Regions from separate parts of the Mus musculus genome. Here region 2 is linked to region 1. The links are chromatin loops, found by intact Hi-C in ENCODE. Cell type or tissue: gastrocnemius. All regions are shown on one strand. Each heading gives the region's core, and the rest is flanking DNA. Links, peaks and the distances in the headings are about the cores only. Region 1 has its middle 65 kb from the start of Tbc1d9. Region 2 overlaps Tbc1d9 (TBC1 domain family, member 9).

Region 1 (16,751 bases), core at 4,525-12,524:
ACCGTGACACACACACAAGCAGGTACCACCTACAAATATACTGTAGTGTAAGAACAGAGAGAGAGAGAGAGAGAGAGAGAGAGATGCACAGGCATATGTATGCACTAAATAAAAGATAAATGAATGCAATAAAAATTTAGAAAATTTAGCATTTTGCACAAGAATGGCAGGCAAGTACGGTGATGATGCTGTTGAAGAGGGTGGGGAGCTGGGCACTGTTCAAAGTTCCATCTCCATCCCCCACAGGTTTGTATTTTTAATCATGGCTGCACTTTGGGTGGGGGGGGTTTCAGGTAGTCTGTGATAGCCACAATACTAACATCTGCTTATTACCTATTTATACGGGGGGGGGGGGGGGGGGACGCACCATACCTGTAGACCAGAGGTCAACCACAGGTGTTTTTTTTTTTTTTAATAGGATTTCTCACTGGTTCAAAAGTAGCCAGGTACAGAAAGAAGGCTGGCCTTTGAGTCCTGAGGAATCCACAAGTTTCCACCTCCCTGGGGCTAGGATTATAATATTGGGTTACCACATCCGACATTTTTTTCTTGTACTCAGAGGACACTTACTTTAAGAACTGAATCCTTTTCACAGTCCTCCATTCCTAAATGATTTTAAACAGCAGAGCCTAGGGATTAGCTAGGGGTTTGCAAAGGAAATGTAAAGGAGGTGGGTAAGGAAGTCAAGGAAGGTGACTACCACCCCTAAGAAGAAGTCAGCAGAGGCCCAGTGTGATGCAGACCCGCCACCTGCCCATCCTCGATGCCTTTTAAAAGCAGGTCAGCCTGATACCCTAAGATACCAGGAGGTGTAGAACCCAGAGATGGCTCTGTCAAAACTCAAAACACTGGGCTGTGGCCTCTGAGAGCAACTGGGTAGCCAACAGTGTTTTCCCAGCTTAGCATCCGCACGGACAGTCCATACTTACCCTGTACGCAGCTAAATAATCGAAGGGATCATTAAGAAGGATGCCTGTGTCATACTGGAAAGCACCTTGAACTTTAAGCCTCCATCAGGCCATTTTTACCATCAGATGTTGCTCTGGCATATAAAGACATGAAGCTATTATGCCCAGAATGTAGGCACCATTCATCTCAACTCCAGCCTTCACATCTTCCCAATGGACCAGGGCCTCCTATGGGCCACACGCTGGCGTATGCTCAAAATTACAGTACAGAGTCCCAAAATCAACAGGGTGGGAATATGGTACCACACAGTCCATATTAGTTGACAAAGGTTTTCAAAAGACTGCCAGAAAATCATAAGCTAACTAACTACTTTATGTATCTGCTTTTCCTGAGGCTGAACGTTGGTAGAATATTTTCTCGGGGGGAGGGGTGGTGTTTTTCAGCCCTGCCCTGGGCAGGGCCACCTGTGTACATGTACCAGCATTCAAACTGAAACTCCCAGCCAGACAGCGTTTCACACATGTGTCTTGCATGTTCCACGGACCACTTGTTCCTCCTACCTGTGATTGGGATTGTCAACTTGACTTCATTAGGAGACACCAAAAGCATTCACGAGGCACACTTTGGGATGTGTCTGTGAGATTGTTTCCAGAGAAGTTTGACCAGAACCTGGGGACACCTTGCAGGGGACTGGCACCACCCCATGGGCTGAGATCCTGACTGAACCAAAGGAAAGAGGGGAAAACAAGTCGAAGCCCAGCACTCCTGCTCTCTGCTTGCTGAACCAAGGAGATGTGAGAGATCCTGGCTGCAGGTCCCACTGCCACACCTTTCTTACCGTGATATACAGTTCCCTTCCAACTGTGAGCCATGGACAGCAAGAGAAATATTGAATTCTCTGCTTCTAGTTGAACAGGCAGGTCAAGGGGTATTACTAGGACAAGCTATGAGTGTCCTTGGGAAAGCACAGAATACCCATGTGTCAGGGAACAGTGGACAGCAACGTGGCTGTGGTGTGCGGCCTGGTTTCCCTGAGGAAGTGGAGCCCTGGTGCTTTCTATTTGAAATGACACACAGTCATCCTCTGGAGAAGGAAAGACTCCACAGTCTCATGTAAGCCAGCCAGGTCTGGGACTGTTGTTCTAAAAAAGACACAAAAATGAATTTAGTTAGTTTCTAAGTCTCAATGTATTTGAAAGCAACATTAGTATTCGGTTTGCAACACTAGTATTGGGTTTTGTTTTGTTTTATGTTGTTGTTATTGTTTTTGGTTGGTTGGTTGGTTGGTTGTTTTGCCTTATTCCAATAATACAAGAGGATTGGCTAGAGAGAAATAGGGTGTGGGAGAGGCTTCCGTGAAGGGGGGATTGTGGAGGATGAGGTGGAAGAAGGGACTGAGTGGGCAGGGGGGAGAAGATCACTAGGGTGGAGGAGAGTCAGGGTGAAGATTGGGAGGGGTAGGGATGGACAGGACTGGGGAAAGTCTGGCAGTGAAGGACTGGAGAGACGGTGGGATAGGGTAGGGATGAGGGTGAGACTGAGTAGGGATGGGGCTGGAGAAAGGGAGAGGAGTGTGAGATGTGATAGGAGATTAAAGGATAATGGGACACAGGGAGAGGAGTAAAGGGAGCGGAGGAAGAATATACATTCTCTCTCTGTGATAATTATCACCCATGCTAGAGTGTCACCAAATGAGAAATTCAGGTGACTGAGGGAGCTGTGTTCTTATGATTCATTTTCAAACAATCATCCTATTGTCCTTAGTGATTCAACAACAGAAATTGCTTTAACTTTTACTTGTGAGCACTTACTTGATGGTATAGTCTCCCTCGAGATCCACTATAACCTTCTTGACTGTGTGGAGAGCAAGAGACAGTGGCCTTTCCATTGTGCTCCCAACTGCCAGAGAACCCTTGGCTCATCATGACTACAGCTGGTAATTTCACAGCATCCGAGCCCAGAAAGACCTCCAGCTAGTGGAAACCCTTATCTGTGGGTATGCTGTGGATAAAAGCTAAGCTCCTTCACCCTCAGGTCCTTCCACAGGGGAAGGCATTCCTGACCCTCTCTCTGTGACAACATCTATAGGGTCTGACCATGGTCCCATCCCTAACCCATCCCCTGCTCTGCCTCCTGGAACATCCCTACCTTATTTGTTCTTCAGGATCTGTTATTAAACAAGAGAGAAACCAGAACCAGCTTCATTGGCAGCCTTAATATCTGGTTGCTATGAGATCTGTGTACACGACAGAGCTGTCCTTGATATGATAGATCCTGTGAGAGCCAAGGGTCTCGAATCTCTAAGAATAAAGCTTAATTCAGAGCTAGGCAAGGGCATCCATGCTTTCATGTAAGTGCTAGAGCATCCTGAGTTCCAGACTAGGAGCACAGGAGAGCTGAGCATGGGAAGAAGCTGCCTTCAATCAGGCTGGGCTTGTGGCTTTGCCACCAATACAACTTCCCATAAGCCTCACTTAAGGAGGCCTGGCTTGGGATCGGGGGGAACCGGGACTCATTCACACGGCTTCCTTACACAGGGGAAGGGAAAGGTGGTCCTTCCTTCCTCTCTTTCTCTCTTCTCTCGTCTTCTCTTTGAAGCAAGCAGGAGCAGAAGGAAATGGGCATTCACTATAGAAGCAGAGTCAAGGCTGATACTCATCTCCTGGTCTCACACCAGTGGGGTCCTTAGTGTGTGGGGAGCTGTGTACCATCTGGTCTAGAAAAGTAGAATGGTTACAACTGCATTGCATAAGCAGGGACACACACACACACACACACAGAGAGTGAGTCCCTAATGAATGCTCTCTAGTTTTACCACTGCAAACTAGAGAATGGCCTTGAAATCCCAAGGTGTGTTATTACTTTCTGTACTCAGCCCTGCAAAGTGTAAGTAGTTGTTACAGTGTAGTTTCCAAACTGGCTCACAGACCACAGCCTGCCCTTCATAGAGCAGCTCCTACTGTGTCAGAGGCTTTTACAGCAGGAAGTCAAGGAGAAGAGATCCTGGAAATAAATCACAGCAGGCAGAGATTGAGAGAAACTCCCCTCATACTGAAAAACAATCAGAACCTTTGAAGCCTCCTTCAAAATGAATATCTGAGATGCTCGGAAAGGAAGAGACATTCCTGGTCATCAAAACTGCAAGGAAGAAAAGCTACTGGACTGTGGGAGGGAACAAGACCACAGAAGTAAGCTCAGCCTTGCGTGTGTGTGTTAGCCCTACCACCACCAACAATAACCCTAGTCTAGTATCTATCTAGTAACTAGTATCTAATACCTAGTATCAACCATGAGCTTTTTCCCATATAGATAATCTAAATTGTGCAAATGTTTTAGGTTTTGTAGGCCATGTATGAAGTCTTTCACTTGTTTTCATTGTGTTTTATTTTATTTTATTTATTTATTTTATGTATATGAGTACACATATGTATATGTGGTTGTTAGGTATTGAATTTAGGACCAAGACTCGCTCAGGTCAACCCCACTTGCTCTGGTTGGCCCGCTAACTCAGTCCCTCCTTGCTCCAGCCCGAAGATTTACTTATTATTATAAATATGTATACTGTAGCTGTCTTCAGACGCACCTGAAGAGGTCGTCAGATCGCATTACGGGTGGTTGTGAGCCACCATGTGGTTGCTGGGAATAGAACTTGGGACCTTCTGAAGAACAAGTCAGTGTTTTTACCCACTGAACCATCTCACCAGCCTCATTGCTGTTGTTTTTTAATAACCACTTAAATATTTCCAGATCTTTTTGTTGTTGTTGTTGAAAATATATACTGAAATAAGACAGATGTGTGCTCCTGCTCTAGGGGACAGAATCGGAGTCCCTGGCACAAAGGAATCCATAGGAGATATGCTTAGAAGAGTTAGGTTATTCCCCAGTGCTGGCCTTGGCTCTAGTGAATGCAGGGACAGCATTACCATAGATGGGCCTCACTGTGGGTGAAGTTCCCACACCCAGTAACCTTCCTGCCCTGAACACCTGAGCTGCACATTTAGCTAAGATCATTGCATACAACCAATGCACCACAAATAATGCACACTGAAGGCAGATTTTCACTGGAGCAATAAACTCTAAAGTAGGGTCTCAAAAAAAAATTGCTAGCAAGCCAGATTCTAAGGACTCTAAGCTCATAATCAAAAATCCCAAAGCAGCTGGTATGCCTGTAATCCCAGAATTTTGGAGGCTGAGCCAGAATGATCATAAATTTGAGGTTAGCCTGGACAAGATCTTTCTCAAAATAAGAAAAATTTAAAAACTAAACATACAAGAGAAGACAAGATATAATGGGGAAGAAAATACAGAGGATAGGGAATGTGGGAAATAACAGGGACAAAGTATATAATACAAGTTCTAAGGAGCCCTCCGATTTCTAAGATATCCTAAAGTCTGAAGACAAAACCCTGAGTGTTATTTCAGGTTTCATCTGCAAAGACACCAATTAAGAAGGGAAGACAGGGCCAGGCAGTGGTGGTGCACATCTTAATCACAGGATTCCAGAGGCAGAGGCAGGAAGATCTCTGTGAGTTTGAAGCCACCCTGGTCTACGGAGCAAGTTCCAGGACATACGGAGCTCAAGGCTACATACGGAGGTCCTGCCTTGAGGAAAGCAAATTAAAGAAGGGAATGCAGAGGCACTTTAGTTGGTTGGGTTGCTCTGACTTTAGGATGATGGATTTAGAGAATCCTGAGTTTTGTCAGTGGTTTTCTTGCTTCAATGATTTTTAGAAGCTATTTAACGTTTTAGTAGGAAAGGATTATCACTTCATACTTTATCTGCAGGGTCCCGTGAAGCTTGATCCTAGCTGTGCCTCCCAGTTGACTCCATCTGAACACAGGCTGAAACCACATTGTTGATTCAAACATAGATCTCAAGAGGTAGAAAGAGGCCCATGAAGTATCATACTGGCAAACACAGGAACCAGGAGGGCCAATAGTTTCCACAAAACCAATTCCATGTTGCTTTTTTGTGCCTGATAGCACTTAGTCAACCTGACTCAAGCCAGGGTCATCTGAGAAGAGGAGACCTCAGCTGAGAACATGCCTGTATTCTGCAGATTAGCCTAGAGGGACATTTTCTTGATGGACAACTGATATGGAAGGACCCAGCCCACTGTGGGTGGTACCACTTCTGGGCAGGTGGTTCTGAACTGTATGAGAAAGCAAGTTGAGAAAGCCATGGAAAGCAAGACTGTAAGCAGTGTCCTCAATGCTCTCTACTTCAGCTCCTGCTTCCAGGTTCCTGCCTTGATTGAGTTCCTGCCTGGGCTTGTAAACTCTAAGATTGAACAAATTCTTTCTTCCCATCTTGCTTCTGGTCAGTGTTTTATCACAGCAATAGAAAAGCAAACCAGAACACCATAGTTAGTGAAAAGACCTTCTTTATTGAAAATCTGCCCTACTGGCCTTGCAGACTGACCTAAACAGGGCCCTCAAAACGGTGATCACAATCAGTACTGTCGTATAGACGCCAGGCTGTCCATCCAACAACACTTGAATGCCAGTACTAAGTGCTTTGTACAGCCCTGATCACACAGCCAGTAAGGGCAAAACTGGTCATGTGCCTGTGCTTTTTTTCTTCTTTATTAAGATTAAAATCACATCATTTTCTCTTCTCTTACCTCTAAGCCCTCTATTATGGCCCCCTCGCTCTTTCAAATTCATTGTCTTTTCTATTTAATTGCTGTTATATGCACATATGTGTATGCATAAACATGCATTCCTAAATGTAACCTGCTTAGTCTATGTTTGTAGGGATTGGCGTGCTTCCCTGGGGAAGACTGTTTCCCAAGCCTCAGGATTCCTTAGTCACCCGTGGTTCTTTGTGAAGGTTTGGTACCTCGGGGTCTTTCCCTGTCCACTGTGGCGTGTCCATTGTAGTTGTCCTTGTTCGGCTCACATTTAGGAGTCATGTTGGTGACATCTTTATGGGTGTCGCTGCTGAAGCTACTAGAAGTCACAATGTGACAACAAATTCCCTGATCCTTCATCCCTTACAATCTTTCCGTCTCCTCTTTCACAGTGTTTCCTGAGTGTTGGGTATGGGAGTTGTTTTCTTAATGTATCCATTGGGACTGGGCTCCACAACTCTTACATGCTCGTCTTAGGCTCTTGGAAGTAGTTCTTATTCTTGGCTGTTAAGGTAGTGCAGTTCCAGCATAGGTAAAACATTGGATTTCATCCCCAGCAATGATAGATAGATAGATAGATAGATAGATAGATAGATAGATAGATAGATAGATAGATACACAGACAGACAGACTGGTTTATCAACACTCATTCTATTACTTACCTTCTTTCTGAAAAGAAATGTAAGAAATTTATCTTTTTCTGTCCATATAAAATAAGAAAGGAGATATTTAAATTAACATAAAAAGGTACTGGAGACATGGCTCAGAAGTTAAGTGCACTAGCTGCTCTTCCTACAGCTGTCTGTATGTAACTCCAGCTCCAGGGGACCAAATGCCTTCTTCTGGCCTCAGCAGTTAACTGCACACACTTGGCATACAGTCCCCAAACATACACATAAATAAAAAATAAAATCTTAAACCTAGCACAGAAAGGAAGAAGGGAAAAAAGTAACTGTGGTAGAATATCTAACAATATTTCCTCAGCTGAGTGGCCAAAATTAACAGAAGTGACTGCCATGCTGATAGCAAGGTTCCTTGAGACATGAGATAAAAATGATTACATAAGAGCCTCTGTGATCTTCCTCTCCAAAAGTCCATAGTATAACCCCAGTAGAGCCATGATGGCAATGGTGCATTAGGCAAATGCATATTCTACACAATGCATGACCAAGTCCTCCTAAACACTGCCAGGTGACATCATCTTAATGAAGTTACAGGAATTAGCAAAAGATCAAAGAAACCCAAGAGGCAGGACTATTCCATATAATGTGTCAGCCTTCTTGGAATCATGAGACAGAGGACAGTAGGGGAAAACTCAAAGACAGAAACCAAAATAAAGTCTGGAGTTGTACGTGGAAACACACCAGGGTGGATCCATTCCTTAGTTGGCACAAGTGTGCAGTGGAAGAATAAGATGTGTGTAAGGAGTACAAGCTCTCCCTGGAGTGGCTTTATAATTTTTGTTAACTCTGTAATGACTTTTAAATGAGCTTCATCACATACTGTTTAATTACAAGAACACAGAAATGTGTATCTGGCCCCATTGTGGAACATCCTTTCCCACAAATGTTAGCAACACAACAGAGGACACGGTACTCTGAGAAGTCCAGATGTTCTTACAGCAGGACATTGGGGCAAAAGGTTTCTTGACAATTGGGGCAAAAGGTTTCTTGACAATCGATTCCAGTTGAATAATATATATTGTATTGTTGTATGACTCTTTTGCCTGAATGTATGTCTTGTAGCAGGTGTATGCTGGGTGCCCACTGAGGTCAGAAGAGGGTGTTGGTATCTCAGGAATGGAGTTACTGATGATTCTCACGTGCCATGTGGGTGCTGGGAATTGAACCTGGTTCCTAAGAAGAAACAACCAGGGCTCCTAACTACTGAGCCACCTCTCCAACCCCAATTTTAAGATTAAATTTTTATGTGTCTTCAAGGCAAGGTAATTGGGGGAAAACGTCAAGTGAGAAGCTGACCTTCAGGACTCATGTCAGAGTTATTCAAAAGTAGTAGCCAGATCTTCTAGCAGACTGTAAAACAGTATCTGCCCTTCCTGATGGTACTTGGTAGTTGAACCAATTCTCCCAGTAGGGGGCTCTGGTGACCATTAAATGGAAATATTTCCCTGTCATTGGAGAACATTTGGTGTATGAATTCAACAAGTTTATAGGGCAAAGAGTAACTGTCCAGAAGTTGCCCCCAGTAATATGTGCATAGTACCAAAAAGAAGGTAGCCAGCAGCAACCTGCATGTTCAAGGATGCTCATGGGGGTGAGGGTGGGAGGTGGCTCTACAGCCTGAAGGTGTCCTTAGGCCTATATATTGCTGAAACTATTAGAAAACCAGAAGTCTCAGATGTGTCTCACAATAGTGATGGTGACAGCACGCTTTTGGACTATCACCCTTGAACTTACTGGTCAACCACAAGTGTCTTTCCTATCCAGCACTTCACAAAGTTGCTTATACTTTGACTCCCTGCATCTGAACGCAGCAGCAAAGGCCTGGGTATGCTCATGTACACACACATATATGCACACATACCCAAAAACACTGATCCAAGAAAAATTACCTAATGATCTCCGACCTCTAGTAAGTCCAAGTTTAACACAGAACCGGGAACTCATTCCTTAGGTCTTGAGATGCCTTGCCCCTGACATGTTCATACTGCTTTATGCCGCTTCCCACTCTTTGTATATATTCTAACTCTATTGACTTTCTTCAGCCTCTTCAAATTCTAACACGCACAGTACTCTCTAGCCCAGGCTCTTTCTTCTATCTGAATGGCCTCTCCCTAACTCCCTTCTTCTAGTTAATCTATCCTTTAGCTTTCCCTTGGGGGTGGGGACTGTGTTTCTTACTAAATAGCACTCAGCACACCAAACATACCTACACTATTATTAGATTAATCATCCAGTCTCCTTTCTAGACTGCAAACAACACAAGTTTTAGGTCCGTGTTGTTTTCTTTGTGTCTCAGTCCATAACCAAGGATCTGGCTAGAGACTTCTAATGTGTACTCACAGAATACAGAATTGGACGAGGGACTGCAGAGATGGCACAATGGTTAAGAGCACCGCTCTTACAGAGGACTGGGATTAGTTCCCAGAACCCAGATGACAGCCCACAACTAACTCCAGTTCCAGGGAACCCTTTACCCTCTTCTGGCCTCTGAATGCCCTGCACACAGATGGTACATATACATACATGCAGGCAAAACACTCACACACATAAAATTTAAAAATCAATTAATAACTAAGAATTGAAAGAATTACCACAATACCTGACAGATATCCTATCACACTCCTATCTGATCAATGCTTTTCATTCAAAATAAATAATATAGTCCACCGAGGGGCTAGAATTAGTCCTATCTGGCTATTATACTGGGCTGTCTGGGACACCTGGGGAGGAAACTGGGAAGCATAGCATTTAAATGCTAACTAAACATTAAGAAAAAAATAGAAAAGAATAATAAGAGGACATATATTTTAAAAAATTAACATTTTCACTGGGCAGCAGTGGCAACACATCTTTACTCCCAGCACTTGGGAGGCAGAGGTAGGCAGATCTCTGAGTTCAAGGCCAGTCTGGTCTACAGAGTGAGTTCTAGAACAGCCAGGGCTACACAGAGAAACCCTGTCAAAAACAAAAACAAAACAAAAAACAAGACAAAAACACCTTGCCACCTTCAAGGCAGATCATCGGAAGTATCTCAAGATGCCTGTGCAGATGGGGACATTGCACTGGATGAGAGAAAACTGGAACACTGTGATTGACTAGGTCAAGGCTGGAAAAAGCAAGTCCTGACTCAGCTCAGCCTCTCCTGTGTCTGATGCTCATGAGAGCAGCCTGCCTGGCAGACCTGGAACTGAGGTGATCCAACTACAGAAAGTTCACATTTGCCAATCTGTTGTCCATGGAGGTCTCTAAGTGACTCTTACACCCTCCTAACAGAATGTCACTAATATTTAAAAGTATCCTTGCTGTCTACTAAAATCCAATCTCCTAAAACTGTATTACACATTTCTTGTTCCAAACATGAAATTAGCCTTATCTCTAAAAAGTGGTATGTGGAGATGCAGGCTGGGGCAGTCACTGATCTAGGCTTTTCTATAGTGCACACATTTTTATTTATGGAAGAGAGGAAGGATAGAAGAAAGGAGAGAGGGCACAGGGAAAGAGAGCAAGAAAAGCTACCTCATGACTTTATACTGATACTTCAGGTTAAAACTTAGTTCTCTGTTCAGACTCTTCCCTGCAGCAACCCTGCTTCCCATTCCTGTTAGGAAGAGAACTCCAGGGCACAGAATGGTGAGACAGAAGCGCCCATGATTACCCATTCTGTGCCACATCTACAACAAGCACTTGGGTTTCAGAGTTTACCATGACAATGACAAAACCCCTCCCCACACCCCACAGTGAAAGTGAAGTCAGAGGCTTTTAGCTTCTTCTGAAGGAATCTCTAGCCAAATGGAGTTGAGTCTGTGACTTTTGCCCTTCTACAGAAGTGCAGGCTGCTTTCTGCAAAGCGGAATCAAGTTATTCAGACAAAACTCAGTTTTGCAATTGGCATATGGATGGATGTGTGTGTGTGTATGTGTGTGATTTTAAGTATACAATTCTATTATATATTATATAACTATAATTTAATTGTCAAGCAAAGCCATTTGTCGTCAAAATGGATTGGGCATGACGTCACCTTCCTTTGATCTCAGCAAAGGAAAGGCAGAGGCTGGATCTCTATACATCGGAGGCCAGCCTGGTATGCATAATCAGATCTGCTTTGATTATCCTCGTGTGTGTGTGTGTGTGTGTGTGTGTGTGTGTGTACACAGTTCAATATTAAAACCTGAAATTTTACATTGTCCACCATTATAAACATCAAGGGCTTTAACTAAAGGATTGTGTTAAGAAGTCAGAAGAACATTCAGAGCAATGGGAGGAAGACATAAGTGAGAACAAAAATTAAACCAAAAGCTGAGGTTAGCCACGGTAGCTTCACTTCCCATAAACACTTCCTTTGCAAGGCCTGGAGAGTTTACAGCATCGAACTTCCCTGAGTGCTTGAAGAAAGCAGTTGCTGCTTCCCAGCGTCTCCTCATGCTTCACAGGATAAAGTAGAGAGCAGATGATTTGGCTCCAATTAGACTCAACTCAGACCACCAGGCGACCCAGGCTTCATTAGCGGCCTGCTCACCCTGCCCCTGCAGAGACTCATTAGAACAATGAAAACTAGACTGCTGGACAGACGAGAGGAAGAACTGTGGCATGGGAGAGAGCCACGACTCCATTCATCACTGACCCATTGGCATAAGAGCCAGCCATGACTACATTCATCACCAACACACTTGGCATTTGTGAATCACTTCTCATTTCTTAGTCGCAGGAACAAATTAAACCCAATTTCCTTGCTGGGACTAGTAGCCACAGTAAGGGCCTGGGCAGTTTTCTCGGCATCATTATTCCTTCAGAAAAATCATCCAGTCTGGTGTGGTGTCATATACCTGTAATCCCTGGACTCTAGAGGCAGAAGCAGGAGGATTGCCACAAATAACAAGTTCCAAGCCATCCAGGCCTACACAGCAAGAACTTCTTTATTTTAGATTAATTATTTATTTATTTTATATGTATAGGTTTGCTCATATGTATGTCTGTGCACCACATGCATCGAAAAAGGGTGTTAGATCACCTGGAACTGGAATTAGAGACAGTTATAAGCCACCATGTGGGCACTGAGAATCGAACCTGGGTCTTCTACAAGAGCAATGAATGTTCTTAATGCTACTCTTATGTTTGCTCGCATAAGCATTTCCTAAACAACAACATAGGACCTAAATGGGAAGCCTGACATGATGGGGCTCACTTCATTTCTCAATTACTATTAGCTGAGTACAGTAGGAGACACACATAGCTCTAGACTTATGTCTCGAGATATAGCAGAAGCACACACAATAGAGACAAGAAGTAAATTATCCACATATTACCAGGCAGTAAGTCACATATACAAAAAAACAGAAATGAAACCAGCCAGTCATGCTAACACATGACTATAACACAAACTCTCAGAAGGCAGAAGTAGGGAAAGATCGCTTCCAGTTTTAGGCTAGCCTGGGCTTACATAGAGAATTCAAGGCAGCCCTGTACTGGATTATTTAGCAATACTCTGGAAAAAAAAAAAGACATCAGAGAGGGAATCTAGGAGGTAGGTGTGAGAATGCACTTATATTTGTCAACACTGCTTCAGGGCAGTCAAAGTGAGTGGGTGATCAGAGACAAGACCTAGGACAATGACTTTCAGGATAGTAAACCTCCTGCTAATGGCTAACAGGCTCCCCAGCACCGCCATGATTATGCAACCAGAGTATAGGATCTGTGGTATTCTCTCTAAACCAACAGAGAAACCATTTCAAACCCAAAAGGAAAATAATGACTGCAACACATTCTCCAATGAGCAAAGATCTTCCTGCCTTCCCCATTTGTTACCTGGGCCTGGCCCATGGAATGTGTTCAGTTGTTCAGTGATTGGCCAAATGATTACCTGGCTCATACACATAAAGCCAAACTCAAAACAAGTAAGCAATACCCTGAACTCTTTGTGTCTTGGCAGAGCTCTGCCTTTCTGCCCTGTTCATTAGGATCAGGATGCCCAGAACAGAGACAAGGGAGACAAGGATATGCTTGAGGAAGCCTCTTTAGGTGGTGGCCCCTATGCAATGTCAGTATCTCCACTCAGCTGGAATCTTTTGCCTAAGCAGTTCTTGGGACATCTGCTCTGTGTTATCCAGGGTTACACTCTAGAGATATCTGCATTTGTCATGGTCTCCTCCTATACAATGTATATTCCGCTTATAATTATAAGAACTTTATTAGATTGGCTCACACAATCTGTGCCACAATGACTATCTGCGCAATGGAGAAGCAGAGAATTCTGTAACTGCTTGGCCCTAGAAGTTGGAAGCTTGAGAACAAAATTGAAAAATGATGCTGTCCCAGTCTGAGATTTAATGCCTGGAAGCATCTTGGAGAGTGTCTGACTAGGATTCTGAAAGGATGCAGAAGGCAAAATTGTGTCCATGAGTGACACAAGCAGCAATGTGCACATCTGCTCCAGAGTAGTAAAGCTTGCACCTACTGGTTGGTTCCCTCCTTCCTCTACCTTTGTTCCATTCAAGGCTCTAGCCTATTGGACAGTGCCATCCACGTTCAAGGCAAGTCTTCCCCCTTTAAGGGCTGGCCCCTTTGTCCATTTTCTGTCTCTGGAAACACCATCATGGATACAGCCAGAAGGTGCTTTGATAATTTTCTAGGTTCCAATCTGGTTGACAACCTGTTCCAATCAGGTTAGCAATCAAGATTCACCATCCCAGTAGGTAACATTCCATACCAGACAGTCCACAGCATGGTACCAATGAACTAAACCTGCTGGTGTTAGCATTCTGTCTAAACTCCACCCTACAGTTAACCTGGCAACAGCCAGGTATGCTCCTCCCCACAGTTACCTGGCAACAGCCAGGTAGACCTGACTCACTAAGTATGGCTAAGTCAAGTGTCTCACCACTAGCAAATAGAATGTGGCAAATATGATGCTATATGTCCTGCTTTCATTCATGTTACTGTAATAAAATACCCTAATAAAAAATAGCCTAGGGAAGAAGTTTATTTAACTCACTATTCCAGGTTGTAGTTTATCATTGCTGGGAAGTCAAGGCAGAAACATAATACAACTAGTCATATCCACAGTCAAGAGCAGAGACAAATGGATGAATGAGTGTTTACTTATATTCAGCCCCCTCTTTACACTTAATAAGCTGCAGGATCTCTCTGACTAGGGAATGATGCTGCCCACAATGGGCAGTATCTTCCACTTCAATTATCAAGAATAAACAAAACATGTTCACAGGACCAACCTGATTTAGACAATCCCTCATTGAGACTCTCTTCTTGGGTGATTATAGATGGTGTGAAGTTGACACTTAAAACTAGCCATCACATGTCACTTCTTCGAATAAATTACAAAATGTCTGCAATTTCCATCTTGTCCTTTTTGTTTCATTTTCACCTAAGCTGGAAAAAGCAAGAGGCCAGACTGTGAGTGGTGCTGTGGAAGGGCTCATATGACAAAGAGCTGATAGGACAATATGTGCCTGTGTGCCTTGAATGAAGGTACTCCACATAAGCCACAGCAATTACCTTCAGGAAGCTCAAATTAGTAGACTATCTGCATGCTATGTAGATAATAAGTGTTCCTTGCTGCACTGCATATTAGAGGCTGTCATAATCAACATAAGATCTTTGTTTTTGCTTTTGTTTTCTTCTTTCTCTTTTAAATTTTTCTGCTTCTCTTTAGAACTAAAGTTCTAGAGTCTTCAAGCCTCTGAGAGCCACTCTCCATGCAGGAGGATTAATACCTATACGAAACAGAAATAGGCAACTGTTGCTTCAGATGCAGCAGAAACATGATGAGACCTCTCAGGTTACTGCAAAGTCATGGGAAAGAAGTGACTCAAGGATCCTGTGTTCCAACTTATGACTCTAGCTATTACAGTAACACACCGTGTTTTCCTATGATTCTATAAGAGTGCCATGATTTTCCCTTGACAGAATATCTAGTTACATTCTACCCATCCCTCTGAGTCTACTTCAATGTTGGGAGGTTCTCCCAACTCCTAGACAGGGTTAGCACTTTCTTCTATTCTGTGTACTAGCTGATGGCGGAATATTCAAAGGATGACTCAGAGAGCAATACCAAGGAAGTCATGTTGAGCAAACTTGCGTCCCTGAACAACTTCAAGGAGCAGAGATTCCCCTGCCCTGCCTAGAACTGTGACATGGTAAGAAGAAATCAGCCTTTATCAAATGAACCCTGTAAATTTGGGTACCATTTATTAGAGCATTGGCTTGTACTTACTGAGCAGGAACCCATCTACAAAGCATCCCAGTGAGTCAGGAAACACCGTTAGCCCCAGGAGAGCCTCTTGGCTCATCATCACATCTTCAAACCTTGATATTGGGATCATCTTGGTGCAACAAGTGTACAAAACCTGATCCAAAGACAGCCAGGTGGAGACTGTCTTGTGCAGGCAGCCAGGTGGAGACTGTCTTATGCAGGTAGCCAAGAAGTGGAGGGTCACTTCTGCACTAGGTAGAGCTTGAGCATAAGACCTCACCTACACAGTGGCACACTTGCTCCAACAAGGCCACACCTATTCCAACAAGGCCACACCTCCCAATACTGCCACTTTCCACAGGCTAAGCATATTCAAACCACCACCCTAAGAATACTTAAAAACCCCAGTGAGTTCAATTCTTGAAAGAACAGAGACCTGTAAGAGACATCACTGGTGTGCTGTAGCTCCCTCAGTATGTTTATACTGGTCACTCCTCGACACTGCATCCATATGTCCTCGAAATAGCTCTAGGCTGGGCCTGCCAGACCAGCAGAGACAATCAGATCCCTTCCAGAAGAGTGTATGCTTTGACATTAGATCTCATCTTCTTCTAGGACTGGGAACCATCTAGACTTGTAATGAAGTGGCAAAAAGATAAGGAGATTTACATTATGGGCAGGGAAAGAAGCCCCTTTACCCCCATAATTCAGTTGGACTCTCAATGGACAGCAAAGATTTCAGTGCAATTATCAGCATTTGCTATGAAGTAAATGCTTACTTCCCACAGTCTGCTCTTCCTTTCATGTACAGACATTTTATGTTAAAGTAGAAGTGAAGCAGGCTCAAGACCTGTATGCCTACAACCTTAGTCAGGAACCATTCCTTCTTCCTTGACATTTGCCAGAAATCCCAAACAAGACGAGTAAGACACCAGGTCAATGCACTTAACTGAGTTTAAGAGCAGTATAAATACAGATGTTGCTAGTGATAGCAAGGAATAACGCGGAGAAGTTGCTAGCTGTGATTCGTGAGATGTACCATTGACAACAGATGTGGAAACAAAATATGTGTAACAGACTTAAACTGTAAAGGCATCCTTCTTCCTGAGGGGAAAAAGTAACAGAAAACCAAGGACAAAGGAAAGCAAGGAAATATAAAGGGTCTTCTGTGGCTTGTCTATCGGTAGGAAAGTACTTGAGAAGGGAGGAAAACAAGATGCCTTGCAGCCTTCTGAGGAAAGGGAAATTTACAGTGATGTGTAGAAGTGTGTTGAGACCTCTCACAGGATTGTGTCAAATGAAATCTGCAAGCCTCCTAAT
Region 2 (16,751 bases), core at 3,007-11,006, 160 kb after region 1:
TAGGAAAAAGATTGTAGCAGTGTATTAGTTCTCCTCCTCAGAGCTGCGACACGACGCCTGGCCAGAAATCAACTTAGGAGAGGAAGGGCTTGTTGTGGCTCAGAATTTGCCCACACAGGGCAAGTCACGGCATGGCGGTGGGAACCAAAAGCGACTGGTCGGTCACATTGGGTCCCAGTGTGCAGAGAAGGGACATTAGTGCTCAGTCTGCTCTCTCTTATTAATGTAGTCCAGGACCCCAGCCCTGGGGACAGCCCACATTTTGGGTGGCCCTTACCACTGTAGCTAGACTTCTCCAGTAACACCTTCCTGAGGATGCTCAAAGGTGTGTCTCCTGGGTGATTCTAAAGCCAGAAAAACTGACCATTGCATGTGTGGTATCAGTTTAAAATGTCAGCAAGTCAGTGGTGACTGTGTACAGCTAGAATCTCTTTGAATTAAAAAAAATATATATATATATATAAATTTAAAAATCAATCTATGTCTTGGGACCCCATAGCTACAGTGTTTATATAAATAAGGGCTTAGTAAGTGTTTTGGTCAGTTCTTATTGTGAATTTGTCATAGCCCAGGATCACCTGGGAAGAGATTCTCTGTGAGACGTTGACTAGACCCTCAGGTGAGCCTGTGGGAATGTCTGCAGAGGATTGTCTTGCCCACCGTAATTCATGTAAGAAAGCCCAGCCTGAGTAGGGGAGCAGCACCATTCCCTGTGTTGGGGCCCTGGGTTAACTATAGAGAAAGCTAACTGAGAACTAAGCATGAATGTGTTCATTTCCCTCTCTGCTCTTGCCTGTGGCTCACACAGGTTCATGTAGCCTTGGCTTCCCTGAAGTGATGGACTGTACCCTGGAGCTATGTGCTCAATTAAACCCTTTCTCTCTTAAGTCACTTTTGGTCAAGGTATTTTTGCCATGAGCACAGAGACGAAAGCAGAACATGGTCCATCCATTTGCTGAGGTTCTCCAGTAAGATGCAGGGCTAACTGGTCATTTTTATGTCGTCCGTTCAGGTGCCCTGGTGGACCAGGGAGTCTTCGAGGAGCTGGCTCGAGACTATGTCCCGCAGCTGTACGACTGCATGCAGGACCTGGGGGTGATCTCTACCATCTCCCTGTCGTGGTTCCTCACACTCTTCCTCAGTGTGATGCCATTTGAGAGTGCAGTGGTGGTTGTGGACTGTTTCTTCTATGAAGGAATCAAAGTGATATTTCAGCTGGCTCTCGCTGTACTGGATGCCAACGTGGATAAACTCTTGAACTGCAAGGACGATGGAGAGGCCATGACTGTTTTGGGAAGGTACCGTGCTATAGCTGGCTCTGGGGCCACCTCATGAGTTTGACTCCATTGAGCAAAAGGCTTATTGGTCTCTGTGGCCAAGGACATGTTTTCACATGCTTTTTCCTTTTGAATGTGTATTTATTATCTGGATGTTTATGGTATTATATATGTTCTGTTATATATATATACTATATATTATATACATTGTATATACCTTCATATATGTGCATATAGATGCATGTGTGCACATGTGCTGAAGGCATTGAATATCTTCGTCCATCACTCTTCACACATTCTTTTGAGGCAGGGTCTCCCGCTGAACCTGGGACTCATGTTTCCTTGGCTAGGTTGAAAGCCAGTGAACCCCTGAGATCCTCCAGTCTTGTATCTTTGCCTCCCTTGGAGCTGGAGTTACAGTGTCCTGGTGTGTTATGTGAGTGCTGGGATTCAAACTCTGCTCCGCAGGATTATACAGCAAGTGCCCTTAAGCCTTTAACCACTGCCCCAGCTCAATATCCTTTTCTTTAAAAATGAAGGGGGTTTCTGTTCTTAAGAAAAATCTTAGTGAGACCTGGTGTTGCACACTGTAATCTGAGCTGCTCAAAAGGCTGAGGCAGGAGAATTATATATTCAAAGCCAGCCTGGCCAATTTAATGTGGACCAATCCCAAAATAAAAAGTAAAAAGGGGGCTGAGGCTGCAGAGTTGCTCAGTACGCACAACGACCCAGGTTCAGTCACAACGACCCAGGTTCGGTCCCCAGTGCTTCAAGGAGAGATAAACAAACAAGCAAAAGAAACAAGAAGCTCTTAGATTTTTGTTTCAATGTGCTCAGTTTGAGATCTACACCCGAGGCCTTCTAGTTCGTTCCTAGTGACAGCTGGTTTGTATCTCGTCTAAGGTACCTAGACAGTGTGACCAACAAAGACAGCACCCTGCCTCCCATCCCCCATCTCCACTCCCTGCTCAGTGACGACGTGGGGCCCTACCCTGCCGTGGACATCTTCAGACTCATAGGGACGTCTTACGAGGTAGGTTTTGCTTCCCAGCCATGTGGTAAAGGTGCCCCAGCGTCCCCACCCAGCTCGGGTGGGCTTCTGCTGTGGTCATAGAATACAAGAATCCAGCTGCTTCATAAAGATTAAGGCTGGATTTCTCATAATCCTAGAACAGTGGTTCTCAGCCTTCCTAATGCTGCCACCATTTAAAACAGTTGTGGTGACCCCTCAACCACAAAATTTTCATTGCTACTTCATAACTGCAATTTTGCTATGTTATGAATTGTAACATAAATATTTGACGTTTGAGCCCTGTGAAAGGGTCATTCGACCCCTACAAAGGTCATGACCCACAGGTTGGAACCCTAAGGCTGGCCAGGACCTTTACAGATGAGAGCCCCAGCTTTCTCATCAGAAAGATGCATAGCATCTTGTCCACAGGAGGCAGTCCTTCTAAGACCTGTAGATAAGGCCTTTCCCATCAACCCTGCAACACCTGGGCATTCAGTTTCAACAGGAGTTTGGAGACGGACAGAAATCCTGTCCCCTCTTTACATTGGTTGTCTGAGGCAGGTGACTACCTGAAGATAAAAGCTTTGGTCTCAGAGAAGGCTGCTGAGTGTATATTGGGATTTCTCATGAGCCTTAACTTGTGTTGTAAATGGTGTAACAAGCTCTGGCCTTCTGACACCTGATCTAGAAGCGTGTCAGATTCAGCACTTGGTGAACAGAGGCGCAGTCCCAGGAAATCGTCACAAATAATTCATTGCCTGTTCTTACACTAAGCAATGAGAACACCTGGAGTAGACAGTTGCGGATATAACAATTATTTATTTATTTTTAATTTATTTTTCGTTTTACTGAGAAAAAGTCTTGTTTTATATCTTGGCCTGTCCTTGAAGTGTTCCAGTTTTCCCACTATAGATCACTGCGCAGTTCATAGCCAATTAAAAATCTTTACTCCAGCCATCAGGAACCACACCCAGGTATTCAGGGAGCCAGATGTGACCCCAAGTGTCCAGAACGTTGGGATTTTAAAGGCAAAAACCACATCCTGATTTTTGGCAGTTTCAGCAGAAGCAGCTAAGATAAGCAGCTAGCTGCAGGGGGGTCTGTACAAAACAGGCTAAGACAAGCTAGAAAAGTTACCTGGGGCATCTTGATCTTAGGATCTTGAATAGAGCTGGGTAATTTTCCACGGGATTCTCCATCAAGGGGTCATAGCTCTGGTCAAGCCTACAGTGGCCTTAGCAAGAATTCAAAATGGAGGAGCTTTTGCGCTGCCTTTCCTTGTACGGAAGTGAAGTCAATCCTATATGTCAGCCTCTTGAGGCCTTAGAAGTCCTGTGCTGCTACATTTGTCCCCCCTCATGGCTACTGTGGGGTTGGGGGTGTCTTTCGAGTACATGTGTGTTTGTGTATGTGGGAACTGTAGAGCAATCTCATGTCCTTCCTCAGGAGCCAGCTGCCTTTGTTTTTGAGACAGGCTCTCCCCCTGACCTGGAACTTGCTCAGTAGCTAGATTGGCTGGGCGGAGCCCAAAGCCTGTCATCAGAAACACCTACAATATTAGTAAAAGGGCACGGGTGGATGTGCCTGAGGGCATTCCAGAGACAGGTGGCCCATGAGGGCTTGGGGCTAATGAATGGATGGTTTTACAGTGTGATGGAGTGACTGGGGGTGGTAGGGGGTAAGAGGCAGAGCCTCATAGGAGGAAATAGATCAGTGGGGCATCTCCCAGGGAGCTCTGTCCCTGCCCTCAATTTCCACCCTTTCCTGTCCTCTGATCACCATGATGTGAGCTGCCATATTCCACTGTGTCCTTACCCCATAACGCATCCTCTGAAACCATAGGCCAAAATTAACCACTCCTCCCGTAAGCCTTCTCTGATGGGTGTCATCGTGGTCACAGGCGTGGACAAAGGCCATCCATACACATGCAGACCACTAGGGCGGAGTAGCCCACAGTCATAGGGTTCCTGCATGGCTGCCCCACCTGGATGAAGGAAGATGCTTTCTAGTCCTGATACTCTCAAATCAGCCCAAACTGCTGCTGCATTCCAGACTAGGAGTCAGGAGCTCCTGGGGCAGAAGGACCCTAAGACAACTCTAAGGGCCCCTTAGAGCTGGCAGTTTGTTGGGTCCTGAGGTTCAGTACCTGTTTACTCTATGGCCTCTTATTTCCTAAACTTTGGGTCTTAAACAATACATTAGAAAGCACAAATGTTGTGCCTTCTGTACAATGGCTTTTTTCATCAATTGTTCCCTGCCTTTTGTGAGACAGGTTCTTCTTTACTAAACACAGAGCCGCACAATTTGGCTGCCATTCCAGAAAGCCCCATAAATCCCAGTCTCCCATCTTCCCAGTAATGGTATTATTGGTTTTTGGGTGGCAGGGATTTGGTATGGCTTCTGGGGATTAGAACTCGGGTCCCCAACCCTGACTGGCAAGCCCTTTGCTGGTGGTCACTGTAGAGCAGTCTCTCCCTGAGCTGCTGTTCAGATCAGAAGATGTCCCCACCCTGGGAACTTTTCTCTCCTAACTGACTTAACTGACTTAGCTAGAAGGAAACGATAACTTGGCAGACTTAGTGGGAGTGAATCTTCTCGTCATTAGGGAGTGGCAATTCCTACCAACTCCTGAATTGGGCTGTTTAGGAGAAATAAATATTAAGATTTGGTTTCTTGTCTGAGTTAGGAAGACATCAGGCAGTGCTAGGTGTTAGAGTTTGGAGAGATAGCCAGCTCACACAATGCCCGTGTGGATAAAGGAGCATGGAGATCGGCAAGTGTTCCTCCCTACCTCCTCCTCTCTGAGCCTTAGAGCTCCCCATGCCCGTAAGTGATTAACCACAAGCCTCAGATCCAAGCTTTCTTCTTGAGGGGCTTTCACTCGAAGAAGACACGTGTGACTTTGAAATTTAGTTCTGTCACTGGGTATAGGACAATCTCTACATTATTGATTTACAGTCCCTAAATGGCTTTCTCATCACTGTCACAGAGTCGTTCGTCCTGTACCGCAGGTGTTTCCACCAGTCTGTGCATGTGACCCTGCGTGCTTGAGCACATTTTTTTCAGAAACACCAAAATTCCTCCTTTCTAGAAATTTGGAACTATCCGGGCCGATTTGATTGAGCAGATGCGATTCAAGCAGAGGCTGAAAGTGATCCAGACCCTGGAGGACACCACCAAACGCAATGTGGTAAGCCCCGTGAAGGGCAGCGGGGAGGGATGGGCGGTGGGACGGGGGCGGGGCAGGGGCGGGGAATACCTCACTTTGCCCCTCCCAGCTCACCCTCCTGCTGCCGCCCCCCCCACCCCCCCAACCCCCGCTCCAGCTTGGCAGAATTTGAGAAAGAACCTAGAGGCTTTCTTGGTGTGCCATGTTTTGAGTCTGCGCGCTCCCTTACAGGTACGGACCATTGTGACGGAGACGTCCTTCACCATCGATGAGCTGGAAGAACTGTACGCTCTTTTCAAGGTGAGTTTCAAAGTAAATTCAGAGGGATGAAAAGAACTTAATATGATGAAAAGAAGCCGTAATCGCTCAGTGAGTCCTTGATCTTTCTGTTCGGTGATTTGGGGCTTCCCTGGGTCGCCAATATACATGAGAAGGAAGACAGAGCCGGGAGAACAAAGCTGTCCTGCTAAGTAGGAAGAGTAAATTGGCTCTCAGCATTAATTTAAGTGGACATTTTAGCTCTCTTCCTCACCATCTGGTACAGTTAGTTTTCTTGGACCTTAGGACATGGGATCTTGAGTTCTAAAACTCCATAGACCAGTGGTGATCAAAGTTCAAATTCTGCCTGAAATTTCTATACCTACTAAGCTCCTAATCACCCTTTAAAAAATGTATAGCTAGAAGCAGCAGCATGGTATGTAGGAGACGTGGTTAGAGTTCACTGTTTCCCAAGTCCCCTGGCGGTGGTGGCCAGTTCTGTTAGTGCTGTGGTGATGCAGAACATCACGGAAAAGGAGGAGAAAATCTTCACAGCATGGCAGCCAAGGAACAGAAAAACACTAAGAGAGGTCCAAGACAAGAGAGAGTCCTCTAGAATATGACCCACTTCCTCCAACCAGGCTCCACATCCAGAAGTTTCCGTCATGCCCCGATAAAGCCAGCAAATGATTAATCCACTCATGAAGGAAGACCAGGCAATTGTGACTCAGTCACATCTCAGTGATGGGATCCATCCTTCAGGGACCAAGTTAACAGCATATAGCATTGTTGTGGGGATGGCTCATAGCCAAACCCTAACAAAAACTGTCTACACGCCTAGCGAAGGGCATCATGAGCTTAAATTCCTGTGGTTTCCATTTGTTCGTTGAGCCACTATTGGTATTGATCCTTAATAAGGATCAATAAGGATCCTTAATAAGAAAAATATAACCTAATAAGTTTTAAATGTGATTCTTCTACAGAAGTTTTTTGTCTTCTCTGGTCAATGTCACGGGTTGGAGTGTGGCAGTTAACACAGTACTTGGGAGTTGGAGGCAGGAACATCAGTTCAAGGGTGATGCCAGCCTGGATTGAGTGACACCATGACTCAGAAACAAAAGCCACCAGCAGATCTCAGTGTGGTTCTTTTGAGCAGGTGAAAAGATGATCTAGGAACAAACATAGAAGAAAGCATGGACATCCTGTAGACAGCTCTTACAGGAACTGAGCATAGACCTGAAGGGTCTCCCTAATGCGCCCTCCTACATCTTCACCACTAGAGGGCGCCAGTGTCATTTTTCCTCTCTCCCCTGGTAGGGAGGCCAGATGTGTATTGACTCGATACACAAGTCAAGCTCCTGCACTCTTCTGATGAAACACTGATTTCTATCCACCGCATCAGGAAACCACTGCTGAGCCTAGCTCTTCGTTCTCACCATGGTATCTTCTAGACTTACAGTTTCACAAGCTAGGTGCTCCTGTGTATAGTAGGAGGCCCACACACAGGCAGATTGGACACTGTGCCTAGGGTAACAGCAGTGGTCTGGGGCTGTATGAGTGACAGTAACCACTTTGCAACATTTTTCAGGCTGAGCATCTGACCAGCTGCTACTGGGGTGGGAGCAGCAATGCCCTGGACCGACACGACCCCAGCCTGCCTTACCTGGAGCAGTACCGCATCGACTTTGAGCAGTTCAAGGGCATGTTCGTGCTGCTCTTTCCCTGGGCGTGTGGCACACACTCCGATGTGCTGGCCTCCCGCCTGTTCCAGCTGTTAGATGAGAATGGAGACTCCTTGATTAACTTCCGAGAGTTCGTCTCTGGGCTGAGTAAGGATGCGATATTCTTGTATGAGCTGGGTGGGGACAATGGGGGTGTCACCTGGGGTTCCCCTCGATAGCACTCAGGGTCCCCACACTGAGTCTAGAGGAAGGAAGAATGCATACAAGGTTTGCATGCTAGTTGTAAGATTGTGTCTGGTTAATAGCTGTATTAATGGGTAATCTACAGCCCACTTGACACATGAGACAGATGGGGTTTTTTTTTGTGGGTTGTTTAGTTAGTTAGTTTGTTTGTTTGTTTGTTTTGAGATAGGGTTTCTCTGTGTAGCCCTGGCTGTCCTGGAACTCACTTTGTAGACCAGGCTGGCCTCGAACTCAGAAATCCACCTGCCTCTGTCTCCCGAGTGCTGGGATTAAAGGCGTGCGCCACCACGCCCGACCATGAGACAGATGTTGATATGAGTTCAGAACATGTTATCAGGGCGCTTGTAAGAAGATTCATCTGGTGAAGGTGCCTGCTTCCAAGTCTGATCTGAGTTCCCGTACCTTCCTGGTGGAGAGGGAGGGCCAACTCTCACAGAGTGTTCTCTGACCTCCTTCACACAGGACTGTGGCAAATACACACACACACACACACACACACACACACACACACACACACACACACACACACACATGCACACACACACCATAGACATAAATAACTAATATGTAGGCTTTTTAAAAAAAATACATGAATAGAGAATGCATATGGCAGTAAAATGCTAACATATCCTGTCAACCCTGACAGGTTTCCCAGGGAAAAAGGAATAGCTAGATGGTGGATTGGATTGTTTTACAAAACAATATAAAAATTAAGAGATACCCTATATAGAATAATCACATATAGGTAAGCCTTTGTAATATATGGTTTCATAATATTTCTAAGTAACATCAAATCTATTTTAATTAAAGACTGGAAAACCATAGCATAAATGGAAGTCTTTGCTGTCTGTTTCCTGGCTAAAGGACTGTCTATAAGTGGGATATGTGCACACTCTCACAAGGACTGCGTCTGGCTAGGACACGCACACATATGCGCACACATGCACACCAGACACCTGACCAGCAGGGTACAGGATGCTGGCTATCTACCAGCTTTGCTCACTTCTCTGCTGTGATTGGACCTTTATTCCATTTATAATGGGATGGAGAAACTGTTGCGTGGTAAGAGAGCTTGGCCCACTCGATGTGAAGTCAGAAGTGTAGCAAGCCTTGTGCCTGGACGTCAGGATGAATTTTTCTGAGGGAATTGTGCCTGTCTGTTATCTTGTGCATCCATCCCTTTTCTCATCCCTGTAACAAGATGACCTACAACTTAAGCAGCTTAAGCTGGAAGTGTTTCTTTTGGCTCACAGTTTGAGGGCACAGTCCATTTCAGCGGGGAAGCATCAGCAGCGTGCATATGAAGTGTCTGCCTGGTCACTGGATGCAGTCAAGAGCAGGGACATCAGTGCTGGAGCTCTCAGGCTCAGCTCCGTTCAGTCTGGGACCCCAAGCCATGTTATGGTAGCGCTCATATCTAGGATGTGCCTTCCCACCACAGTGAACGTAGTCTAGAATCTGCCTAGGTGATTCTAGGTCTGATTACACTGGCAGTCATCAGTAGTAGCCAGTTGTGCTTGCATCCTATGCTTGAAGTGATATATCCAGGCAATGATGCAAGACTAGGTTTAGAGTCAGTGATGGCTCCAGACAGCACTCTTTCTCTATAGGTAAAATGTCTAGAAGGTCAGAGGAAGCCGGAAGTGTGTTGCTTGGAAAAAGTCTTCTTAGGTTAATTCTGTCCTCACAGTTATGTGAAGCCTTGTGCACATACTTAGGGTAGGCTTGTCTGGAGGAGTTTGAAGTATGCATACACAATGCAAACAGCCCTTCGGACTAATGATGGCACTGAACAATTGTACAGTATTTTTCATGTCAGGCTCTAATGCAGTGGTTTCTATGTATGTATTTATTTGCCCTAAGGCACAAGTTACAAACTTCAGGTTTGAATTCTGACAGCCCGTAGGCATAGTTTGTGCTGTAACTGTCACACTGAGTGAGAAAAATTATCACTGGTCTCAGTCCATTTTAGCTATTCTAACAAAATGCTTTTTAGTCCGAATAATTTTTACACAAAAGAAATAAATTTCCCATAGTTCTAGAGCATGACTGGCCCAAGATCAAGAGAACATCACATTCCATTTCTGTGGTGAACAGTTCTCTCCATGTACTGATGCATGGTGGAAGAGCAAGCAGCCACCCGTGAGTTCCTTCAGTAAGGACTCCAATTTCCATGGCAGCACTGTCCTGACCTACTCAAAAGCCAATGGCACCATCATACTGGAAGTTAACATTCAGAGCAGGCCTTATGAGGTGACAGCAACATTTCAGGTCACAGGTTATCTGCCTACCCACTGATGGCCTGCTTAGGGTTTTACTGCTGTGAACAGACACCATGACCAAGGCAACTCCTATAAGGACAGCATTTAATTGGGGCTGGCTTGCAGGTTCAGAGGTTCAGTCCATTATCATCAAGGCAGGAACATGGCAGGGTCCAGGCAGACATAGTTCAGGAGATGCTGAGAGTTCTACATCTTCACCTGAAGGCTGCTAGAAGACTGGCTTCCATGTGGTTAGGAGGAGGGTCTCATTGCCCACCCCTACAGTGACATACTTCCTCCAACAAGGCCACACCTCCTAATAGTGCCACTTCCTGAGTGAAGCATATTCAAACCATCACACAGAAGGGACAGAAGCTCAGCAGCTTGCTGAGACTCCACTTCTTAGGCAGCAATAAGTACCTGCTGTCAGAGCCAGCTGAGAGAGCTGCATGTGGTTCACATCGGTCAGACCCAGGGTGTAAATGAGATTATCCAGCCAAAAGCTTCCCCTTTTTTCCCCATGCAGAAGACATTTCTTCTAGAACAGTCCCAAGAGGCATTGGTTCAATGTTAGCATAGATGCAGGCTATAGATAAGAACCCACGGGGATAATCATATCGTCCCTTTCCACCAGGATTCCAAGGCCTCTCTTCCCTCTTCCTGAACTGGCTCATCTTCAGTTAGAGACTTTAGTAAATACTTCCAGAAAATGTTTCTGATTCCAGGAGCAGCTCAGAGTTTAAGGAGAGAAGCACGACTCTTTTAATTAAACCTTATAAAGGCAGAATAAATTAAAATGAAGGCTAGAACAAGTTAAAAAAATATTTCAGGGAACTCAAAAGCATTGAGAAAGGATTTCTCAAGTAAGGAATTTGGAGTTAATCTTAAATGTGCTCTTCATACATTTCTGATTTTGTAGTTGTTTAGGATGTTAAGGCCCAGTCTTAGGATGATATATATAGTTATTAGCTAATATACTTAAAATCTTTGCATGTGCGAACGTATGTAGTTCTTTATGTGTCATGGGGTCCCAGTGTCAATTACTGGTAGATTTTTCTGTCATAATCTCACCTCACAAAGGAGAAACTGAGGCTAAAGAGAGGTGGACCCTTCTGTGGTGCACAGTTGTGAAGCACAAAGCATTTGAAGCCAGACCTCCTGGGTCAAGAGTCTTATAGATAGATAGATAGATAGATAGATAGATAGATAGATAGATAGATAGATAGATAGATAGATAGATAGATAGATAGATAAAAAAGAGCTCACTGAGCCTGGGGGGCGACACTAACCCACAGGACATATTTCACACTGGCTCTTTCTCAATTTCTAGGTGCTGCATGCCATGGGGACCTCACAGAGAAACTCAAACTCCTGTACAAGATGCACGTCTTGCCTGGTAAGTGGGACTAGGAGAGTCTGCATGCACACTGACTGGCACACATGCACACTGACTGGCACACAAGACCTGGGTCCACATCACTTCCTTTGGTAGCATCTCTCTGCCTGTTTGGATATTAGATCATCCATTCTTCCTCAAAGGCCAGGCTGAGGTGCTACTTCACATGAGTTCCTGAATGCTGACCTTGACTTGACTGTCATTTGCCTGTCTCAGAACTGAGTTGAGCTCATTGGAAGCATGACAGCCATCTTCAAGAGAAAGGGTAGCCTTTCAGGGGCATACGATAGCAGGTGGTTCCCATTCATGTATTTATTTAGTTTACACCTTAATCTCAACTTCCCCTTCCCTCCCCCCACCCCACCCTGCCCCTCCCCTCCCCTCATTCCTCCCCCTTCTTTCTCCTCAGAAAAGGGAGTGCCCCCCATGGATATATCAACCAGCCTTGGCATAACAAGGTGCAGTAAGACTAGGTGGATCTTTTATTGAGACTTACACAAGACAGCCCACTTGGGGGGAAGGCATCCAAAGGGAGGCGACAGAGTCAGAGCCTCTGCTCCTGCTGTTAGGAGTCTCACATGAAGACCGAGCTGCACAGCTGTTACATCTGTGCAGAAGGCCTAGGTCTGTCCCATGCATGCTCTCTGGTTGGTGGTTCAGTCTCTGAGAGCCTCTATGGGCCCAGGTTAGTTGATTCTGTAGGCTTCTTGTGGTGTCCTTGACCTCTCGGGCTCCTTCAGTCCTTTGAGTAGAGGTTTTGACGTTGGAGGGAACAACCAGGCACGCCGCTGAGGCTTGGAGTTCAGTTTTAAATAAGGCTGGTCTCGGCTGGGGTAAATCTATCAGATACTGAAAATCATTCACACCCCCAGATGGGAGCAAATGTGGTCTTGAGTAGCAGACAGTGTCCTATAACTGACCCAGAAAGTACTGTCTCAAAGTCTTTGGGAAATCGTTCCGATAGAGAGGAAACTCAAAGCGCGGGGGGGGGGGGGGGGGTAGAAAGAAGATGGAGTTAGAACGATGCAGTTACCCACTGAGCCCACAGATGCCTCTGAGGCCACCCGGCCCTCCATCCCACTTTGCTGACTTCAGATCTTCATCCTCCCTGTCACTCCCTGGTGTGGCGGAGCTGACCCCTCACGTGTCTGTGTCCCCTCTCTCACAGAGCCATCCTGTGATCAAGATGAGCCTGACTCCGCCTTTGAAGCCACTCAGTACTTTTTTGAAGACATCACCCCAGAATGCACACATGGTAGGTGAAGTTCTAACCCCCACGGAGACTGTTTTTGTCTCCTGTAGCGCCTGCTATTACTGGGGAGGCTTAACTCCAAAGTTAGAGAAGTCTGTAAGTAGGTTTGCCTAACACAGTCATGAGGTTTGCACACCGACCTTGCCTTCTTAGGCTCTCAGTTTAGAGGGTTCTTCTCTTATGCAGATGCTTCTGAAAAGGCCACACTGTGGAATGTCTTTACACGATGCTTCTTCAGAGCGGTTTTCTAACAGAATCCCTATCGAGTTGCTGGATGTTTCAAAACACAGACTAAAGTACACAAGATAAGCTGGAAATCTTGCTCATACAATAACCAGCTAGTCATAGCCTGGCATTTTGCTTTTCCACACTTTCCTACTAGTGTATGTGATCATGTGCACACACAGTACACCCATCTAACCTGCGATCTGGCTACTTACAAACTTCTGGTTTTGTTTTTGCTAAAATTCTGAGGACCGAATCCAGGGCCTTGCTCGTGGAAGGATTCTCTACATCTCTTTTCACGTGTGCACATGCACATGTATGTCACAGAGCATGTTTGGAGGTCAGAGAAGAACTTGCTGGAGTCGCTTCTTTCCTTACACTATGTGGGTCCCAAGGACTGAAGTCCTAAACATCATTAGGCTTGGAAGCAGGAATGAGCCCAATTTGCCAGCCCCTATTTTTATTGTTCTATTAGATGTGTGCATATATGTGCTTCATTAATTATCGTTTTCCTTAAAATGCAGTGAGAAGGTGATATCATTACATCATTAGGGCTTTTTTTTTTCTGAAAACATTGTCATTTCCTCTGATGCCCACCAAAAATCTTCATATCACAATGGGCCACCCCCCACCCCACCCCCCGTGACCTCCCCACCACTCAGACGCCTATGTTATGGTCTCACCAGAACAAGCTGTACCCAAAGTCCTTCTGCCAAGACGTCTCCGATACCGAAATCTGAATTTCTGACATGGTATGGAAGAAGGCAAAAGTTGATGAGCTCCCACTTTGTAGCCACACAGTGTCAGATGAGTTTAGGTGACTCTCTCCCTAAGCCCTGGAAGCCACCTGTGTTGGTGCCAACACAAACATGATAAAAAGTGCAAAGATGGCCTTGATAGTGAAGAGCAGCGCCACCCTTCCTATGTCACCTGCATCAACAGGGGTTTCAGTGCTGGGGCTGACAGGCTCCCGACAGCAAGCAGAGTGCCACAAAAAACCCCAGGCCACAGTGACCAGGGTTTGCTTAGCCAGGTCATCCTGTCCCTCTGCACCAAACTGCAGCATTAGGAGCATAGGGGGAAGGCCTTTCATGTAACCAAGATCAAGTTTCCTGGTTGCCCAAAATCCCAGAAGAGTTTGGCTTTACCAGGTTTAATGCAAATGAATTTCAAGTCGTGGTAGCCAAGGAGTGGTCCATCCCCAATAGATATGGGGTCAAACATATCATCAGTTTTGGGACAGGCCCTGCACTCCTGAGGGCTTCCACTGTGCTGAGTCCTGTGTCCATCAGCTCATGTGCAGTAATAAATCTCATTAGCAGCCTGGAAAACAAATTCATAGAAGGATAGTTTTTAAATGATTGCATACTAACCACTGCACGGGTTTGCTGTGCACTAAATAGTATGGGTGTCTATTTGTTTCCTATTGCCTTTTTCGTGAAGCAGGGAAGAGATGCCCTGTCCCTTTAGCTAAAACACTGCTAAGGGAGGTTGGAAATCCAGCTGTGACCGAGTTAGCTGAGAAAGTCCAGGAAGCACTCACAGCCAGCCAAATCCATCAGACTCTGAGACTGTTGTAACTCTTGTCCTCCCCAGTGTCTGTGTGTCCTGTCGTGTCCAGTTTCAAGAGGAAAACACAGTTATAACTGGGTTCTTCAAAAATGATATTTTAGAGTTGCCAAATTATGTTCTCTTGCTTCTACTATCATTCCCGTTTCCTGTGAAGGATATGTTCTTGATCCTGTTACAAGTCACAGCAGATGCTTGTGAGTCTGTAAGATCCCAGGCAGGATGGAGGAATGGAGGCTTATGGGAAATTCCACACCACCACCTCCAGTAGCTTCTAAAGACTGCATGACATCATCCATCATACATCTTTCATTGTACAATAAACCCTCTGCTGTGAGAAATAAATCTGGGGCCATCCTTCACCTAGAGGTGGAGTGTCAGATAAAATATGTCCAATAAAACTCAAATTTCTGGCTGGAGCGATGGCTCAGTGGTTATGAGCACTGACTGCTCTTCCAAAGGTCTTGAGTTCAATTCCCAGCAACCACATGGTGGCTCACAACCATCCTTGATGAGATCTGATGCCCATCTTCTGGTATGTCTGAAGGCAGCTATGGTATATTTACATACATAAAATAAATAATTCTTTCAAAAAATTCAAATGTATAAAGAATAACTTGTTTAGTATAAGTATACATCATGTGCTATTAGAAATGCACTTTGACCTACAGATTATCTGACAAGGGATGCTGGTTATGAATATGTATGTATGTATGTATGTATGTATGTATGTATGTATGTATGTACTGTGAAGATTTGTGTGTGAGTGTGGAAGCTAGAATGTATCAGATTTCTCGGAGCTGGAGTGACAGGCAATCTTAGGCCACCTGATGTAGGTTGTGAGAGTCGAACTCTGGGTCTCTCTGCAAGAGCACCATAGCATGACTAATGCTCTCCAGTCAGTGTTAACATTAGTGTCTGCTAAGTCAGGCCACCCTGCCCACAGAATCTTCATTTTCTCCTACACTAAGTCCATGATTTATATTCTCTAACACCCTTCTTCTTTCCGAATATTCCCTGATAGTTGTTGGCTTGGACAGTAGAGGCAAGCAGAGTGCGGACGACGGCTTCGTCACAGTGAGCCTGAAGCAGGACAGAGGTACAGATGTCCTCTTCTCTGTTTACCAGTCTGCTGTTCTTGTTTCTTGATCTATGAATGCTCATCTCTTGACTTTTGGGTTTTAGGGAAAAGGGCAAATTCTCAAGAAAACCGTAATTACCTAAAACTCTGGACTGCAGAAAATAAGTCTAAGTCAAAAACTGCCAAGGATTTGCCCAAGCTGAACCAGGTAAGAGACTGTTCTTTGCAGCCATATATAAACTTAGATTAAAATATCTCCTAAAGACAGCGGGGACTTGGGGGTACTTAACTATGTTCTGCTTGTATTTGTTTTGGTGTTTCGTTTTTCAAGACAGGGTTTCTCTGTGTAGTCCTAGCTGTCCTGGAACTCACAGAAATCCACCTGTCTCTGCCTCCTGAATGCTGGGATTAAAGGTGTGCACCACTGCCACCCTTTGGATTTATTCATTTTTTTAAAAGACAGGGTGTCATGTAGTCCAGGCTGGCTTCCAACTAACTATGTAGCTGAAGATGACCTTGAATTTTTGATTCTCCTGCCTCCACCTCCCAAGTGCACAGGCATGTAGCCACCATATCCAGCTTATGTGGTGCTGTGAGTTGAACCCTGGACTTCACGGATGCCAGGCAAGCACTCTCAACTGAATTACATCTCTATTTGTATTTATTTCTTTTGCATCAAAAATTATGCTCTGTTGTGAGAAAATGTTCTCCTAAAAGAAATATTGAACAAAGTACTCGGATCTGAGACTACGTGTGCTCCATCCCAATTGGCAGGATTACCCTAAGATACTCAGAAGTTAAGTTCTGCTGTCTTATATCACTGCACTCAGCAATAGAGATGTCCCTGAAAAGCTAAAGTGTACTGGGGAAGAGATATAAGTGGGTATAGTCATGAAAGGATAAGTTTCCAGCTAAGGTGCCAGGTTAAACACAAAGGTGTTGTTATGTACAGGGAGGTGAAGAGTTGTGTCATGGGAGACTCTACTATAGCTAACCTTGGGAACGGTCTTCAAAACTGCAGAGACACGAGGAGAGATGAGTCTGATGCTTCCTTAAGATTCTTCAACTAGGAGGAAAAGAAGAGACAAAGACAGAGAGAGAGAGAGAGAGAGAGAGAGAGAGAGAGAGAGAGAGAGAGAGAGAGAGGATGTAGTGCCTAGCATGATAGTCCATGCCAGTAGCCCTGCACTAAGGAGGCAGAAGAAGGGGATAATGAGTTTGAAGCTAGCCTGGCCTACATAGTAAAACCCTGTTTCAAAACAACCAACGTGGATGGGGGCAGCAGAGGAAGAGGAAGAAACTAAGCAAGATGTAACTTATCCACTG

What was found. Peaks named below come from ENCODE experiments on the same cell type or tissue, not always from the same donor. Only the 100,000 strongest peaks of a DNase experiment are listed, where the experiment ranks them.
Region 2: a loop joins it to region 1, with 2.2 times the contacts of the local background. A loop is called at or near these places in 11 of 42 quality-filtered maps.

Annotation. Positions count from the first base shown.
Region 1 is chr8:83,091,606-83,108,356 of GRCm38, forward strand. No RefSeq gene overlaps it. Among named protein-coding and RNA genes, the nearest start is that of Tbc1d9, 65 kb to the right of the region's middle. In gastrocnemius, for the core only: a CTCF peak has its summit at 8,625 (motif pointing right); a DNase peak (open chromatin) is centred at 8,643.
Region 2 is chr8:83,253,615-83,270,365 of GRCm38, forward strand. Tbc1d9 (TBC1 domain family, member 9) reads left to right here. Exons shown (of 21, transcript NM_001111304.1): 12 at 1,013-1,298; 13 at 2,181-2,310; 14 at 5,381-5,479; 15 at 5,690-5,758; 16 at 7,305-7,545; 17 at 11,233-11,298; 18 at 12,467-12,553; 19 at 15,369-15,443; 20 at 15,530-15,633. It also overlaps the pseudogene Gm17999. Among named protein-coding and RNA genes, the nearest start is that of Ucp1, 28 kb to the right of the region's middle. In gastrocnemius, for the core only: no CTCF peak of the experiment used is centred there; a DNase peak (open chromatin) is centred at 7,021.